Regions from separate parts of the Homo sapiens genome. Here region 2 is linked to region 1. A link is a loop called in an ENCODE intact Hi-C map of the cell type or tissue named here. Cell type or tissue: gastrocnemius medialis. All regions are shown on one strand.

Region 1 (2,500 bases):
CAACATAATGAGACCCTGTCTCTATGTTTTTTTAAAAAAAATTTTAATTAAAAAAAAAAATGAGGGCCGGGTGCGGTGGCTCACGCCTGTAATCCCAGCACTTTGGGAGGCCAAGGTGGGCGGATCATGAGGTCAGGAGATCGAGACCAGCCTGACAACATGGCGAAACCCCATCTCTACTAAAAATACAAAAATTAGCCAGGTGTGGTGGCGCACGCCTGTAGTCCCAGCTACTCGGGAGGCTGAGGCAGAAGAATCGCTTGAACTCAGGAGGCGGAGATTGCAGTGAGCCGAGATCGTGCCACTGCACTCCAGCCTGGGTGACAGAGTGAGACTCCGTCTCAAAAAAAAAAAAAAATTTTTCATTTGCCATTCATTTTCAAAAAATATGATAAATGATTATTTCATCTCTGTTTTCTGCTCCTTATACATTTTAAACCGTATTCATATAAACATTTATAGTACCTTGTTTCAGTTCTATTTTGAATAGTCATAATATTGAAGTCAGTTCACTGTTGTCTTCAGGGAAGTTTGAAGAGAAGTCACATACCTAGACTGATGTTTTGCATGTTTAAAAAAATCATCTTTCTATTTACATCATGCAGCAATTAGCAAGAACAAGTTTTGCAAGAGTCAGTATAGAGACTATTGCATCTCATCTTCTACTAAATTGTCTTCCGTATATGGCAGCTTCATTGTTTTGTTTGGAATAACTTCCTAGGGTGTCATCCAATTTAAGTTTAAAAATACATTCCTTGTTGGAAAGGTAATTGGATTATAGTAGCCCAACTGTAAATTAGTAGGCAAGTGTAGATTGTATTGTTGAGAAGTAAAAATACTTGCTACAAGTTTTATGTGGGATTATGATGTGATTTCTTTTACATGCAACTTTTAATTAATGCAGTACCTTTGTTTACTTCCCTGTCTCAATGTTAAAGACAAATAATAAGTTATTAAAGCTTAAATTCATATATTTGGTTTTCTGTGGGCTTTTTGTTTTTTCATTATTTGGAATTTCTAAGAAATCTTTTGATGGCAAAATATGAAGTGATAATTTTTAGTTTTTCAAGTTGATTGAATAATTGACTATCTAAAAAGCTCTTAACTAGTTACTCAGAAATAAAAATGGATATCCCTTTTTCCATTGATAAAGACATCCAGTTTCAGCGTTAAAAGGGGAGGAAAAAAAATCTTCCATTTGTGAATTCTGTACAAGTGCTGTGCTCTTTGACATATGAATTTCAGATCCAGAGTTTGCCGCTAGGAGTGATAGGAGTGATTTCTGTTTCTATGTCAATGAGTAAATAAAACTCCAAGGCAACAGGCCCCATTTATTGTGTACAGAGGTGAAAGTCCATTGTGCAGTTAAAGAACCTGTCTTTACAACTTCGTACTTCCATATCCTTTCTATCCCTTCTCAAAAAAAATTTTTTTAAGTGCCCTAGAGCTATTAGAAACAACATTCAGTGTCTTTGATTCAGTGCTTTGCTTGTGTCCTTATTCCTTTCTTGTGGCATATTTTTTAAACATTCTTACTCATTCATAGACTTCTCAAGCCCTCTCATGTTATGTGTTGCCCAGAGACAGCCTGATATAGTTTGGTTCAAAATGTGTCCCATACAAAATTAGCTGGGCTTGGTGGTGCATGCCTGTAATCCCAGCTACTCAGGAAGGCTGAGGCAGGAGAATCACTTGAACCTGGGAAGGCAGAGGTTGCGGTGAGCCCAGATAGCGCCATTGTACTCCAGACTGGGCAACGGGAGTGAACCTCTGTCTCAAAAAAAAAAGAAAAAAAAAAGTGTCCCAACTCTTGTACATTAAGTCACATAAGTAGTAAGTGACTTAACTTCTCCTGACTTCAGATTCTTTATCTATAAAAAGGGAGGAAGTATTATTTTTCTCTTAAAATTACACCAATTAAATTACAATGTATGTAAAGGGCCATCGCATGCTTCTGGGACTTTGAAAAAGCAAGAAAGTGCTTGATACATGTTAGTCCCTCTTCCAGGGACACCCCACCAGTCCCACTATCTCACTCCCACCCCACTCCTACCACATACACACTGGGTGGAATTAAAAAGATGAAGTTCCTTATGGACAGGAAGCGACATCCATATTCCCTCTCTTCTCTGTTCTCCTTAGAATCAGACTAGCAGGACAGGCACACACACCAGCAGAGCCCAAACCACCTACCCTTAGAGACCAACACTCCTCTTGATAAGATACCAGCCATCTTTTCATGCCATAAAGTGTTTTGTTTTGGAGCCGACAAAGCTGGCTGGATTCCTTGCTTCTGTGTCTCCATTAGAAACATTGTTTCAGACAATCCAACTATATGATGTTGACTGGGTTTTTAACTTTATTTTCTGATTATGGACATGATGGGTGCTACTCCTATGACGTTTTTAACACGCTATTTAAATTTCCCAAGGAGCACATTTATTTTCTAAAACTCAGGTTGTAAAAATGGCCCCTTAATGTCATTACAAATACTGTCTTA
Region 2 (2,500 bases), 170 kb after region 1:
GGGATTACAGGCGTGAGCCACTGCGCACCGCCTGTTCTGCTGTTCTTTAATGGCAGCTATAGACAGGATAGATTTCATTTGACCTTTCAGGGCTGACTGACTTTGTATGAAGATACCGAAACTTCACATTCCCTAACACATCCCATGATGATTGCAGAAGCTAAGGCTCAAACACCAGTTGTTGCCTTTGCTATGCCTACAATTTTTTTTTTTTTTTTTTAAAGACAGTCGCAATCTGTCACCCAGGCTGGAGTGCAGTGGTGCTATCTCGACTCACTGCAACCTCTGCCTCCCAGGTTCAAGTGGTTCTTGTGCCTCAGCCTCACAAGTAGCTGGGATTACAGGCACACACCACCATGCCCGGCTAATTTTTTTTGTATTTTTAGTAGAGACGGGGTTTCACCATGTTGCCCACGCTGGTCTCAAACTCCTGATCTCAAGTGATCCACCCGCCTCGGCCTCCCAAAGTGCTGGAATTACAGGTGTGAGCCACTGTACCCAGCCAAGTCTGGGAAGTTTGTTAACCAATCAGTCCCCCACAGATACCAAGGGACAACTGTGTATTATACCTAAAACAAATCAGATATTTATTAAATAAATAAAAATAGTTCAATATGTGTTTGGGGTTGAAGCCATCCATCATTAAAATCTTGTGCCTGGGACAGTTTCATATCCACAGGATATAATTTGAGCTTTTCACAAGTGTTCTTCAACTAGATTCTGCTGGCAGAATTGTAGATTTCGAGATCTTTACATCTAATGCTCCTATACATCTACTGTAGAGATTTTGCCTTCTGAACTAAATACATTCTTCCTTTGTAGTTTGAGTTACCAGTTCTGTCTATCCCACCAATAATTAGTAGGTACCTCTGAATAATAGTTTTAATATTTCTTGGTAACATTTATAGTTCATTTTAGACCCAAAATGAGAGAATTGCTTGAGAATTACTCAGCACTTCTGTTGTGGTACTTCAGCCTGTTACAATATTATGAAATTAAGTATTTGCTGTTTCTGGTCGGGAGTGCTGGCACATGCCTGTAATCCCAGCACTTTGGGAGGCAGAGGCGGGCGGATCACGAGGTCAGGAGATTGAAACCATCCTGGCTAACACGGTGAAACCCCATCTCTACTAAAAATACAAAAAATCAGCCGGCGTAGTGGCGGGCGCCTGTAATCCCAGCTACTCGGGATGCTGAAGTAGGAGAATCGCTTGAACCTGGGAGTTGGGTGTTGCAGTGAACTGAGATACCACCACTGCACTCCAGCCTGGGCAACAGGGTGAGACTCTGTCTCAAAAAAAGAAAAAGAAAAGCACCAGATCCTATTGGCTCTTTATAGTGGGTTTTGTTTGTCTGTTTGTTTGTTCCTTTTTGAGGTGGAGTTTCACTTTTGTTGCCCGGGTTGGAGTGCAGTGGCTCGATCTTGGCTCACTGCAACCTCTGCCTCCCGGGTTCAAGTGATTTTCCTGCCTCAGCCTCCTGAGTAGTTGGGATTACAGGCACCTGCCACCACGCCCAGCAAATTTTTGTATTTTTTAGTGGAGACAGGGTTTCACCATGTTGGCCAGGCTAGTGTCGAGCTCCTGGCCTAAGATGATCTGCCCACCTCGGCCTCCCAAAATGCTGGGATTACAAGTGTGAGCCACCAAGCGCCCAGCTATAGTGGTTTTTGTATTCATTTCTGCCAATATAACTTAGTTTCTTACCTCTTAGGTATATTATTGTCATAGCCTGATAGCCAGTTTTCCTGTCTCTAGCCTTTAGCTCTTATAGTCTGTCAGCTTAGAGTATTCATCCTACATTTATCACTTACATTTTGTCATGCTAAATTCAGACTTGAAACCCTTTGGTTTTCCCCACTATCTACAAGGAAAAGCTCAGACTCTCTTGTCTCATTTAAAGGCCCTCTGTGATCTGACTGCTCTCCATCTTTCCAATTCATTTTCTGGTTTCCTGCATGAGCCCTTATGTTCAAGCTATGCCCCTTGAACAATTGCTTCTTATGTTCTACCCTGTTTTATCCATTTTGAATGGCTTCTTCATCTCTGTCCTTGAGGGGCCCAAGTTAGTGCCCAAGTTAGTGACTGTTGTGACACTCACTGTTGACCGCTACATGCAGAAGCTTTTCTCTCCTATTTTCCTCTCTTACCTATATATGGGCATTCTACTTAGTATTCTCCATGATGCCAGTTGCCTTTCCATCATGATTTCCTGTATATAATAGATTTTTAGGAAAGTGTCCTGCATATTTTTAGAGAATTGTTTGAGTAAATGAATTTTTAACAGCTTTATTGAGATGTAATTTACATACCACAAAATCTACCCATTTTAAGTATATAATTAAATGAATTTTAGTATATTTACAGTTACACAACCATTTCCACAATCTAAATTTAGAGCACTTTTATCACTTTGTGTCTATTTATAGTCACAGACCCCATTCTTACAGTTCTAAGGAACTACTAATCTACCTTCTGTCTCTATATTTTCCTTTTTTAGA

Evidence for each region. Peaks named below come from ENCODE experiments on the same cell type or tissue, not always from the same donor. Only the 100,000 strongest peaks of a DNase experiment are listed, where the experiment ranks them.
Region 2: it touches region 1 in a loop (3-fold over the local background); 3 of 110 quality-filtered maps call a loop at or near these places.

The regions. Positions count from the first base shown.
Region 1 is chr7:33,043,321-33,045,820 of GRCh38, reverse strand. The region is part of intron 1 of NT5C3A (5'-nucleotidase, cytosolic IIIA); the gene reads left to right. It also overlaps the pseudogene RN7SL505P. Among named protein-coding and RNA genes, the nearest start is that of NT5C3A, 18 kb to the left of the region's middle. RefSeq lists a silencer at 1,462-1,621. In gastrocnemius medialis, a CTCF peak has its summit at 1,270; no DNase peak of the experiment used is centred here; H3K27ac peaks cover 2,419 bases.
Region 2 is chr7:32,875,831-32,878,330 of GRCh38, reverse strand. The region is part of intron 2 of KBTBD2 (kelch repeat and BTB domain containing 2); the gene reads left to right. Among named protein-coding and RNA genes, the nearest start is that of KBTBD2, 15 kb to the left of the region's middle. In gastrocnemius medialis, no CTCF peak of the experiment used is centred here; a DNase peak (open chromatin) is centred at 1,100; H3K4me3 peaks cover 1,507 bases; H3K27ac peaks cover 2,500 bases.